Linked DNA regions of Homo sapiens: all the other regions are linked to region 1. A link is a contact called in ENCODE Hi-C or POLR2A ChIA-PET data. All regions are on one chromosome and are shown on one strand. The core of a region is the stretch at or near the end of the contact, and the rest is flanking DNA. Distances in the headings are between cores, read along the strand shown. Region 1 holds the start of GOSR1 (golgi SNAP receptor complex member 1). Region 2 holds the start of MIR4733HG (MIR4733 host gene). Region 3 overlaps SSH2 (slingshot protein phosphatase 2).

Region 1 (4,138 bases), core at 1,297-3,796:
AATCAACAATTTCACTTCTGGACAAAATGGATTAGCTGTATTTCTTTCTATTTTTCCCACTAAGCACAGCAAAAAAAAAAAAAATCATATATATATATTTTTAAAAAGACTCAAAAAGGTGGAAAGAAGAAGGCAGACCAGCTAAGGACCTCAGAATGTAAAGAACATGAAGGTGAGTTCCCTGGGTTTCCTTTTTGTTTCCTATGTCCTATACTGGGTGCTGGAGAAACTGGCAACCTAGAAATGCCAAAGGGTGCAGACAAGAAAAGTCCAAAGGAAAATGGAAAGCCTTCTCTCTCCAGACAAGGGATGAGGAAACAGGTATCCTAACAAGACAGAATACTTTTGGACAATAATTTCACCACTCTGGACAAATGCCACAGAAAAAACTGAGGCCCATCTTCACTCCTTGCCATCAAAGGCTGAGTGAGGAGGCTAGGCTTCCACACTCACCTGGCTCTAATGAAGCACTCCACCCATCCCCCACTTGGACTTCTCGTCCATTGCACAGCAGCAATGAGGCTCCCTGCCATGGTGGCAGTGGGGACCACATGCGGAGCAGTAACAAGGCACCCCCTCCCTGGGGAATCAGTGAAGGCCAAGGGAGAGCCTGAACTTCCACTGCCACCTGGAAGTAGCAAGCATTTCCCTATGTCCCCCAGCAGCATAGTGTCAGAGGAAGTCTGCTTAAACAGAAGACATAAATAAGATCAGAATCTCATAACAAATACCTGAAACATCAGGATACAATTTATAAAAATTGTCATTCCAATAGCCCAGAGAACTTCGACTTGAGTGAAAAAAAGACAACAGACCCCAACATCAAGATGACACAGATGTTGGAATTATCTGATGAGGACTTTAAAGCAGCTCTAATAAAAATACTTTAGTGAGCAATTACAAACAAACTTAGAACAAATGATAAAACGAGTCTCAGCAAAGAAACAGAAGATATAATGAGGAACTGAACAGAAGTTTTAGATACGAAAAATGCAATAATTGACATGAACTCAACGAATAGGCTCAACAGCAGAATGGAGGGAACAGAGGAAAGACATACTTTCTGTCAGCAAATCTGAAGACAGAATAGTAGATAGTACCAAATCCGAATGATGGAAAATAGACTGAAAAAAAATTAGCATAACTTCAGAGCTATGTGGGACATTAACACAAGATCTAGCATTCACGTCATCAGACTCCCAGAAAAAGAAGAGAAACAGTATGAGACAGAAAAAGTATTGGAAGAAACAATGGTTGAGAATCCCCCAAATTTGGCAGAAGACATAAATGTCAGAATCAAGAAGCTGAGGATATCCCAAACAGGATAAATCCAAAGAAATCTACACCAAGGCACATCATAACTTCTGAAAACTAAAGAACAGTTCTTGAAAGCAGTGAGAGAGAAAATGTATTTTAGCTACAGTGGAAAAACAATTCCAATTTTAGTCAATTTCTTATCTGAAACTATGGAGGCCAGAAGGAATTGGCACATTTTTCAAGTGCTGAAGAAAGAAATTGTCAACTTCAGATTGTATATCTGGCAACAATATCCGATCCCCCAAGAATGAAGGGAAATCAAGACATTCTCAGATGAAGAAAAACTAATAGAATTTGTCACCAGCTGATCTACTCTTTAAAAAAAAAATGGCTGAGGGAAATTCTTGAAACAGAAAGGAAACGATTAGAAAAAGGAATCTTGGGACACTAGGAACGAAGAAGAGTAAAATATGCATAAATCAAGTAAGCTTTCCTCTTCTCTTGAATTCTCTAACTTATGCCTGACCCTTGAAGCAAATATTGTAACACTGATGTGGTTCTCCTCAATGAATGCAGAGGAAATACTTAAAAACAACTATATTATAAATGAGTGGGGGAAAGAACTTTACAGGAATTAAGGTTTCTACACTTCACTAGAATTAAGTCAGCACCGGTAGACTGTGATAATTTATGTATCTATAAAGTGTGGGTTTGGACAGCAGATTTTATCAGGTTGAGGGCTCAGGCCGAGAGCATGTAGAAGCAGTTAGCTCACTCTTTCTAGATGTGGCGGCTGACAAGGACAAAGAGGGCTGGGACTAGAACTGCTGTAGACAAGGAAAGCAGCCAGTGGAGAAGAGCGCATACGCCAAAGAACGTGGATGATGGAGCACAGGCGGGGAGGTAGGATGAAGGAAATGGCTCTGGGAAGAAAGGGTCTCTATGTCTGAGAAAGGAAGAAATTGGCTGAAGATACAAATTAGAGACAAGGTGAGGGAAATTGAGGGAGTTGCCTGAGGATGATTCTCCTCCCAGTCAAGTAGGCACCTGCTGAGAGAAAGGATAAGCCGAGATGAGGGAGATGATGATGGTTTGGGGCGCAGAAAGCGGGAATGAAAGACAGGAGCTAAAGCCGAAGTTTTTTCTCTCTCGCTACTTAAAAGCTGTAAGATAACGAATTGATCAGCAGGTGGCAGTGTCCGCGGAGGCTCGCATCCCGTCGGCCCTGGCTCTCAAGGCGGAAACACGCACCATGGTGACTTTCCGGCCTGCATCGCCTCTGCTCCCCTATCCCGGCTGACGTTGGACGACAAAGATGGCGGCAGGGACCAGCAGTTACTGGGAAGGTGAGGGCGAGAAGGCCTCCGGGTGCGTCCTACGAGGGTGAGAGGGGCTGAGTGAGGACAGATCTTGGGAGAAGCAGCACAGGAAAGAACCAGACTCCCGGAGCGGCCGAGCTGAGCAGCGGGGCTTGCCTAAGTGGGATCCCCGGGGCCTTGGGGATACCGAACGGTCTGGGGTAGGGGTCTGGCCTGGCCGGGGCGTGTGAGCGGGACGTGGGGCAGGGGTTGGGCAGAGTGGACAGAGCGGGGATGTAGAGGAAGAGGGCTCTCAATCGCCTGGGTAGAATTGTGTTGAGGGAGTAATGGAACTCGGACGAAGGGGCTTGGGGTACGAACTCTGAGAGGAAACGAATGTTGAGGGAGAAGATCCAGAGCCCCGGAGACTGGAGGAGTCAGCGCATTGGAGCTGAGGTCACTATTGGAAAACTGAGTGGGAAAAGAGAAGGAGGAACTTGCATTCCGGTCCGTCGGAGGAAGTATGAAGAGAATAGGAGACAGAATGTCTCTTATTGGGTCTCCATGACAACTACAGGTTGGGGACTTCCAGGACTGGGTGTTTGAAGGAGGAGAAAATAACTTACCCTTCTGCTCTAGAGTCTAGAATCGGTTTTATTGAAAAAGTTGAGAGAACCTGTGTGAATTGCAGTTACATTTGCTATACTTCTCCCACCAAAAAAACCTTCCTGTGATTTGACAAATGCATTTGTTTAATTCCTGAAACTATAGTCGGATAAAGTGAGCTTACATAAAACTCATTCGTGGATTATGATGATCAACAAGAGCAGAGAAAGCTCACCTTTTTCTCCCAACTGTCTCTTTGCTTTACAGCCGCATAGAAACTACTTTCCAAATTCCTTTGACCTGTTTTTATTGCTATACACTGAAGCCTCTAGAAACCACAGTATTGTCACTATCAGCCCCTTGGTCTAAGAAACTCAATTCTAAATTTATCCAGATTTGCCTATCATACTTTCAAAATGCTTTTACTTATGTTTCCTACTAGAGAAGACAATTATTCCAATCACAGAAAAGCGTGCTTATAGTTTAAAACATGTATTACAATGCCCATTTGAAATGTGTGTACCAGCTAGAAAACTTTTTTTTTTTTTTTTTTGGAGACTCGCTATGTCGCCCAGGCTGGAGTGCGGTGGCGCTATCGATCTCGGCTCACTGCAGCCTCCGCCTCCTGCGTTCAAGCGATTCTCCTGTCTCAGCCTCCTTAGTAGCTGGGACTACAGATGCATGCCACCACGCCTGGCTAATTTTTGTATTTTTAGTAGAGACGGGGTTTCACCATGTTGGCCAGGATGTTCTTGATCTCCTGACCTCGTGATCCGCCCGCCTCTGCCTCCCAAAGTGCTGGGATTACAGGTGTGACCCACCGCGCCTGGCCGCTAGAAAACATTTTAAAATTATGTAGAAGAGGCTACTGATATCTTTATTACTAGTCATTAGCCTGTGGTTTTTTGAAGCAGCATGCTATAATATTACAGCGGCTCATTACTGACAACCTACTCTGTGCCAGCTGCTGTAAGCAT
Region 2 (3,953 bases), core at 695-3,194, 620 kb after region 1:
AAATTACTCATTCCAGGCCAGGTGCGGTGGCTCACACCTGTAATCCCAGTACTTTGGGAGGCTGAGGTGGGCGGATCATGAGGTCAGGAGTTCAAGACCAGCCTGGCCAATATGGTGAAACACCGTCTCTACTAAAAATACAAAAATTAGCCGGCTGTGGTGGCGCATGCCTGTAGTCCCAGCTACTCGGGAGGCTGAGGCAGAAGAATCACTTCAACCGGGAGGCGGAGGTTGCAGTGAGCCGAGATCGCGCCTCTGCACTCCAGCCTGGGTGACAGGGTGAGACTCTGTCTTAAAAAAAAAAAAAAAAAATTAGTCATTCCAAAGTCCAATGTCAGACATAGATTATCCGTTGTTTTGGATGTAATCCTCTTCCTGGAAAACTGGCACAACCCAATTACACATGAAATCCTTTCAACTCTGGTATTGGAGGTATAGGGAAGGACTTTGTTTTAGGAGACCCATAGTCTACCTCTATTGTTCTAGGAGTTAAACCACGTTGGTTTACATCCTGACTTTGCCACCTGTCAACTCAGACCTTGGGCAAATCAAAGGTCTGAGGGAGGAGTGCAGGCTCCCAGCGTTCCCACGGGGGTGGGGACGTGACGTATTCATCAGTTCATGAAGTTAATGATATGTATTGAAAAGGTTTGTTCAAGGATTTAAATAAGACGATGAATATATTGAATTAATAATGAATGCAAGGCCTTAAAGGTGTTTTGAGGGTGGTGAAACTTGAATCTCTCATCAACTGTGCAATAGTTATATTAACTTGGATGGCTATGAGTTTTGCAGAGGAAAGCTGGGCTTAAATCCCAATGCTAGACCTGGTGGCTAGACCTTGATTGCCACCGGGTCTAGCATTGGGATTTAAGCGACCTCTAAAAAAAAAAAATCACGGAATCTCTCTTTGGCCTTCCTTTTTTGTTTCTCAGCAGTCTACCAAGCTACGAAGAACCTGAAAATCGGAGGTCGTGTACCTTATTTTTTCTGAGAGCTTAAGCTGAGAGCACAGCCTCCCCAGGAGATTAGCGGCAGAGATCCGCGCGCTGGGAGAAAGGCTAGCCCCAGGGCGCCCTAACTTCCAACTCCGGGAGCAATCCAAACCCGGAGGCCGGCGGGGGAGGGGACAGCTGTAGGGGGCGGTGGGGATGGGAGTGGATGCTCCCGGGTCAGCTCTGGCACTCGCCAGCTGAGCCCAGCGCCAGTCTAGGTGAGCCCCACGGCGGTGAGGGACGCTCGCCAGACGGCCCAGAGGAGTTAGATGACGTCACCTCCAGGAGGACTCGCTTTTTCATTAATGAAACCGGCCGGCGCGGGCGCATGCGCGGCAGGCCGCCTTCCCTCTCGCTTCCCCCTCCCCTTTCCCAGCCGCGCTCTCAATCTCTAGCTCGCTCGCGCTCCCTCTCCCCGGGCCGTGGAAAGGATCCCACTTCCGGTGGGGTGTCATGGCGGCGTCTCGGACTGTGATGGCTGTGGGGAGACGGCGCTAGTGGGGAGAGCGACCAAGAGGCCCCCTCCCCTCCCCGGGTCCCCTTCCCCTATCCCCCTCCCCCCAGCCTCCTTGCCAACGCCCCCTTTCCCTCTCCCCCTCCCGCTCGGCGCTGACCCCCCATCCCCACCCCCGTGGGAACACTGGGAGCCTGCACTCCACAGACCCTCTCCTTGCCTCTTCCCTCACCTCAGCCTCCGCTCCCCGCCCTCTTCCCGGCCCAGGGCGCCGGCCCACCCTTCCCTCCGCCGCCCCCCGGCCGCGGGGAGGACATGGCCGCGCACAGGCCGGTGGAATGGGTCCAGGCCGTGGTCAGCCGCTTCGACGAGCAGGTAACCGGCCCGTGGCGGGCGGGAGGTGGGAGCGGAGTGGGGGTGGGGACAGAGTAGGTGAGGGGAGGTAGGAGCGGCCGCCTCCCCCGCGGCTGCCTCAGGCTCTGGAGGAAAGGAAGGGAAGGGAAGAGAAGGGAAGGGGGGATAAGTGGGGGTGGCCAAGGCGGGAGGTGAGGGGTAGGAGGGGACAGCTGGGAGCTTGGGCACCCTTTCCCTCCTAAGTCGGGGGGTGGGGCCTTGTCCCTGACCAGCCTCCGACCCTCCATCCCCTTTATCCCAGCCCTTCCGCTTGGAAATGGGGATGAGTGACCTGGGGGCGCCTTTAGGGGCGCGCCATCTGGATTTAATAATTACCCCCTTACTTTTGTTTTTGAGCAGAGGTGGGTAACGTTTAGGGGTTCTCTCTTCCTCTTCCCTCCGTGACCCTCCTAACTGGGGACGAGCGAACCCTAAGGCCTGTCTTATATACCCTCAATAGGAGAACGATAACATTCCGCCCCTCCCCCAGTTTCTTCAGCTTCCTCTCCTGGAGGGGGAAGAGCAGAAGAAAGCAAGGAAGGCACAGGTTTTCTTACTTTCTGCTCCATCGTCTCATCCTGCCCCGAGAGCTTCAAGTGCACACTCACTGCACATCTTTGTGATGCCCTACAACGTCGTCCCCCATATCCTGATGACACAGACTGCCTTTTTTTTTTATTGCCGTTTGCAGTGGAAACCGTGGTTCTGAAATATCTTCCCCTTCCTTGATAATTGCAGTCTCTTCCCCCCCCCCTTTTTTTTTTGCCAGCGGTCTGAGGATGTGATGCATTCTCGAGTGAGAATGTTGGGGAGTAAAGGGGAGAAGGGTGAAAGGAAAGTGAGAAACTGCTTCAGAGCCACCGACAACAGAGCAAAGCCAGCTGGGATGTGGTCCTGGAGCGGATCATTCTGCTAGTGTTTGTGGTTGTTTTTGACTCTCTCCTGGTTGACAAGAGAACTTTCATTGAGAATATTTGGGATGAAAAAAAAGTTTTGTAGCTTGAGGAGGTGACTTTTTATCGCCTGAGTTTCACACAATAAATCCTGGGGCTGATTAGAATAAATGCACACATAGCCTTTTGTCAGTGGAAATTGGTTTAACTTTGTGTTGCTGTAGGTAGTTGGGGATGGTTTAAGGGATGCTTTCTGCAGCTGTGGGTGCAGTGGGCTTCCTGTGATGGGGGAATTGTTTAAGATTGAGTCAACCTATTTTGTTTACTGGATATAATGGTAAAACATTATGGGAGCTGAAGGGGTGGGGGAAGAGCTCTTCTGTTATTTGATGCATAAACATTTCTTTACGGGACTCAGCGTTTCAGACCTACCTGGAAAATATCTTGGAATAGACAGAGGAAGTTGAGAAGAAGCTATGTAGATAAAATAGAGTTATGAAGCTGTCAGAGACTTGAAGGAATTGTTTTATCCATTCGTATGCTTCCAGACCCAAAGGCATCTAAACTAAACTACTAATCCATCTGAAGTATAATGTTACTGCATATAAAAGATTACATTATTGATAGAGCGTTAGATTTAAAACTTGGTAGAAAAGACTCTGTAATTTTAAGAAAGGATTTAAAAGGCACATAGAAGACTTCCAAAGCTGAACCTTGTGGACAGCAGAATCTGGATGTAGGAAATTGAAGGATCCACGCCGCAATTCTCCTTAAATTTTAAAAATTAAAAATTTTTTTCAGTTTTTTCTTAATTTTATTTTTTTACTTCTTACCTGTTCATCTCTAGGCTTATTTGCCATATTGGAAAAAGATACTTAAGAGAGGAATGATTTTGGGCTGGGCGCGGTGGCTCACGCCTGTAATCCCAGCACTTTGGGATGCCAAGGCAGGTGGATCACCTGAGGTCAGGAGTTTGAGACCAGCCTGACCAACATGGAGAAACCTCGTCTCTACTAAAAATACAAAAATTAGCTGGGCATGGTGGCGGGCGCCTGTAATCCCAGCTACTCGGGAGGCTGAGGCAGGAGAATTGCTTGAATCCGGGAGGTGGAGGTTGCAGTGAGCTGAGATCACACCACTGCACTCTAGCCTGGGCGACAGAGCGAGACTCTTGTCTCCAAAAAAAAAAAAAAAAAAAAAGGAGGAATGATTTTGATT
Region 3 (4,231 bases), core at 136-2,635, 670 kb before region 1:
TCTAGAAATAAGGACGAAGAACATGTAAAGAAGGATAATGAAGCAACACCGATTACTTAACAAATACTCCTAAATGAACAGCATAATTTTCTCAAACTTTCTAAAATCACTTTCAAACTACAAAGTAGGGAAATACAGTTAGTGGCCCAAGTAAAAAAGAAATTAGAATATTTAAGATGTAGGTATACTGCTAAGACAGTTTTCATTAGGGGGAAATGAATTGTTACTACGTTAATATTTTACTATTTATATTTAAATCTAGACAATTACCTTTTCAGCTATCAATAGAGGAAAAGAGGATATTGAATATCTCTGAACAGCAAATAATCAATATACTCACTGAGAGCTGCTGGAGTCTATAGGGGACACAGAAAAGTGTGAAACAGTACCATACTCAAGGAGTTCATCTGCCTGAAGGGGAGTTCATCTGCCTGTTTTATCTGAAAAGTTGTTCCAAAATATACAGTATAAATGTATGGCACAGGAAGTACATGTCACAGGAATTCAGAAGAGAGATGAAGAAAAGGGAAGAGCAGTAGAAATACATTTGACATCTTGGAGTGGCAGTGAACTGACTAGCTGAGTTAAAACCCAGAGCTTTCCTTAAGGTAGGCTGCAAAGATAAGCTGCAGGAGACAGGACTTTGAACCTGATCCTATGAGGTAGCCAGGGAAGGTATTTATTAGCATCTTAGAAAATTATAAATATGTTGTTTTGATGGCTTTTTTTTTTTTTTTTTTTTTTTAGGAAACACTACAATTTGGAAAGCCAATCGAGAAAAGTTAGGTAGTTTTTCCAAAGCCAGTGACACTGCTAATTTAACTATGGGCCTCCACTAGAGGGCAGACGAGTCGAAGCTTACACTGTGGTTGAACTGGAGAAAGCAGTGCATTCATAGAAAATTCTGAGAAAATTATTTTGTTTAAAGACCATTTTCAGTGCCTTCAAACTTGGACAGAGTCTTTAGCTAGCAGATCAGTCTTTCACAGAAAATCTTTCTGTGGTATAAAATGCTTCTTTTTTTGTTTTGTTTTTGAGACGGAGTCTCGCTCTTGTCACCCAGGCTGGAGTGCAGTGGCGCAATTTCGGCTCACTGCAACTTCCGCCTCCCAGGTTCAAGCAATTCTCCTGCCTCAGCCTTCTGAGTAACAGGGATTACAGGCGCCCGCCATCACGCCTGGCTAATTTTTGTACTTTTAGTAGAGACGGGGTTTCGCCATGTTGGCCAGGCTGGTCTCGAACTCCTGACCTCAGGTGATCCGCCCGCCTCGGCCTCCCAAAGTGCTGGGATTACAGGCATGAGCCACCACAGCCGGCCTAACGTGCTTCTTAATTGCAAAATAGACCAGTAGAAAAGTTATACTTTGGGAGTCTGGCTCAGCTGACAGCCACATGTGCTTATATGTGGTAGGCATATCTGGAATGCCAACAACAGCACTCATCACTGACTATCTTACCTCAATCTTCCCCACTCATCTCAGGCACATCCTAACCACCACCCAAGTTGATGTCTAACTATGTGTATACTATCTGGACCATAATTTCAATCTAGATTTTCCTTTTCATTTTGGTCAACTGGGGAAGTTCTTTATCCCTTTAAAGTCAGAGGTAAGGTGAGGCCACTAGACAAAGACTCTGATATGTGCATTTGCCTCAGCAGGCTGAGGAGCTGTTATATGGTGGAGTGGGGGTTGGTAGGAGCCTTCAGTTCTCATTAACTAGAACACAAGGTGAATGATAACAACTAAATAAAAAGGTTGAGAATTTCATTAAACTTTTGAGAGGCTAAGGCTAGATTTTGTAAAGTACTATAAACTCCTTTTTCTGCTTTGATCTCTTGTCAAAAAAAGATGTATGAGCAGGCTGGGAATGGTGGCTCATGTCTGTAATCCTGGGACTTTGGGAGGCTGAGGCGGGCAGGTCACTTGAGGTCAGGAGTTCAAGACCAGCCTGGCCAACATGGCAAAACTTCGTCTCTACTAAAAATAAAAAAATTAGCCATGCGTGGTGGCACACGCCTGTAGTCCCAGCTACTCAGGAAGTTGAGGCACAAGAATCACCTGAACCCAGGAAGCGGAGGTTGCAGTCAGCTGAGATTGCACCACTGCACTCCAGCCTGGGCAACAGAGTGAGACTCTGTCTCTAAATAAATAAATATGCAAAAGCAATCCTATTTAGTAGCTTGATAGACTGCCATTAGCTGGAAGTTAATTTTCCTCTACTCCTCACCAGTGTTAGTATCACAAGTATTTTCTTTTACCCATATCCTACAAAATGATATCATTTAGTTTCAGATATAGGTACACTTCAACTGCAGGTGAATTTTGCTGTACTTAAAGTCTTGTAGTATCTCTAACATACCACTCCGTCTTGTCTCAGACTTTACTGTTCCCTCTGCCTAGAATACCCTTCATTCCCCCTTTTGCTTGCCTACTTCTATTAATCCTTTATTCCCTCATTCATGAGATGAAATCTAACTCTGAAGCCCAGACTGCAGGGCAGTGGTGTGATTATAGCTCACTGCAGCCTTGAACTCCTAGGTTCAAGAGATTCCCCCACCTCAGCCTCCTGAGTAACTGAGACTACAGGCACACACCACCGTGCCCAGCTCATTAAAAAAAATTTTTTTTAGAGACAGGGTCTCGCTTGGTTGACCAGGCTGGTTTCGAACACCTGGCTCCGAGCAATCCTTCCACCTCGGCCTCCCAAAGTGCTGGGATTACAGGCATGAGCCACCCCACCAGCCCTACTTATCTTTTAGATTGGAACTTAGGTGTCCCTTTCTCCAGAGGCCTTCCTTGATCCCTCTAGGACTGGGTTCCACGGTCTTTCCAAATACAACCATACTCCCTCTACAGTTCTCTAGTGTAGCAATTCTCACACTGCCTGTTTACTTGTTGGTCTCCATATTATAAGCTTGAAGGCAGGAACTGTCTCTTGATCACTGCTGTATACTCAGCACCTAGCAATGCTGAATAAAAATTTTGAATAAATGACTAATGTAAAAGAAAGAACAAGTATTGTAGGACAGATTCTCCAACCAAGGTGCCCCATTTTCTATAATGTAGATTCAGTCTGCAAACACCCTGATTTAAAATACAAAAAGATAGTAATTCCTCAAACAAGAATATTCTTAGCTATAGCCATCCCACATTTTCACATACGCAACCATTTTAGAGACTGCACAACAGAATTCTCATAGAAACAAAGATGAATGGGTCAATGTTGTCAATAATAATCATAAATTAGGGAACTAATCATCATCATCTGCTTTTAGAAGTGGGTTCTATTTATTTTATTTTAGATAGTCATATCTAGCAATCTTTATAGCTTCTATTTTTTAACTTGCATATTTAAATAAGTTTCCCAGAAAATAGTTCATTAATTCATCTACAATTTATTGTGGTATATGGTTGAAGATAGAGCTATCTAACTTAATTTTCTCCCCAAATAGTTAATTGTTATTACAGCACTACCTGGCTATTTATCCATTTTCCCCAACTGACTTGAAATTCTACCTTAATCATACACTAAATATTTTCATGTACTAAGGTCTATTTCTGGGCCTTCTAGGCAACATCTTTCTTGTACACCATGCTATTATTAGCTTATAATTGTTTTCAATATGTGACTGTGAGAATCTCATCTTTTAATTTTGAGTGCACAATTTCACCCACTTAGTCTTCCAAATGACTTTGTTAGGTTTTCAACACCCTAAAAATCCCTTTAGAACAAGCTTGTCCAACCCATGCCCAGAATGGCTTTGAATGTGGCCCAACACAAATTCGTAAACTTTCTTAAAACATTATGATTTTTTTTTGTAATTTTTTTTCTCAGCTCATCGGCTATCATTAGTGTATTTTATATGTGGCCCAAGAAAATTCTTTTTTTGTTTGTTTTTTGGAGACAGAGTCTCGCTCTGTTGCACAAGGTGGAGTGCGGTGGCACAATCTCGGCTCACTGCAACCTCTGCCTCCTGGGTTCAAGCGATTCTACTGCTTCAGCCTCCCGAGTAGCTGCGACTACAGGTGCGCACCACCACACCTGGCTAATTTTTGTATTTTTAGTAGAGATGGAGTTTTGCCATGTTGGCCAGGCTGGTGTTGAACTCCTGGCCTCAAGTGATCCATCCTCCTTAGCCACCCAAAATGCTGGGATTACAAGTGTGAGCCACTGTACCTGGCCAGGAACTTTTTAATATTACATTTGATTATATTATATATTACGTAAT

What was found. A loop is a pair of places that touch in the nucleus more often than their neighbours do. ChIA-PET counts read pairs that join two places held with the same protein, here RNA polymerase II (POLR2A). Pooled maps may share reads with other maps.
Region 2: a loop to region 1 is called in a map of naive thymus-derived CD4-positive, alpha-beta T cell, with 4 times the contacts of the local background. The contact joins the promoter of MIR4733HG here to the promoter of GOSR1 in region 1. A Hi-C loop is called at or near these places in 1 of 168 maps with a recorded cell type or tissue (naive thymus-derived CD4-positive, alpha-beta T cell) and 6 of 50 pooled maps. POLR2A ChIA-PET finds 5 or more read pairs at or near these places in 2 of 52 experiments (OCI-LY7 and activated T-cell).
Region 3: a loop to region 1 is called in a pooled map, with 3 times the contacts of the local background. The contact joins the enhancer-like site here to the promoter of GOSR1 in region 1. A Hi-C loop is called at or near these places in 1 of 50 pooled maps. POLR2A ChIA-PET finds 5 or more read pairs at or near these places in 3 of 52 experiments (HEK293T, activated T-cell and activated naive CD4-positive, alpha-beta T cell).

Annotation. Positions count from the first base shown.
Region 1 is chr17:30,474,862-30,478,999 of GRCh38, forward strand. GOSR1 (golgi SNAP receptor complex member 1) reads left to right here and starts at 2,547. Exons shown (of 9, transcript NM_001007025.2): 1 at 2,547-2,603. The coding sequence starts at 2,573. RefSeq lists enhancers at 2,291-2,440, 2,591-2,810.
Region 2 is chr17:31,093,546-31,097,498 of GRCh38, forward strand. It overlaps MIR4733HG (MIR4733 host gene), which reads right to left and starts at 1,945. Exons shown (of 4, transcript NR_186435.1): 1 at 1,682-1,945. It overlaps NF1 (neurofibromin 1), which reads left to right and starts at 1,432. Exons shown (of 58, transcript NM_001042492.3): 1 at 1,432-1,824. The coding sequence starts at 1,765. It overlaps MIR4733 (microRNA 4733), which reads right to left and starts at 880; the gene lies at 805-880. RefSeq lists a promoter at 1,012-1,437, cis regulatory regions at 1,045-1,284, 1,511-1,821, an enhancer at 1,425-1,442 and silencers at 1,677-1,746, 1,787-1,836.
Region 3 is chr17:29,807,111-29,811,341 of GRCh38, forward strand. All of the region lies in intron 2 of SSH2 (slingshot protein phosphatase 2), which reads right to left. Among named protein-coding and RNA genes, the nearest start is that of SSH2, 120 kb to the right of the region's middle. RefSeq lists an enhancer at 2,935-2,994. Within about 2 kb of position 1,386, at least 9 of the 41 ENCODE cell types and tissues checked have a DNase peak (open chromatin) inside an H3K27ac peak, as active enhancers do.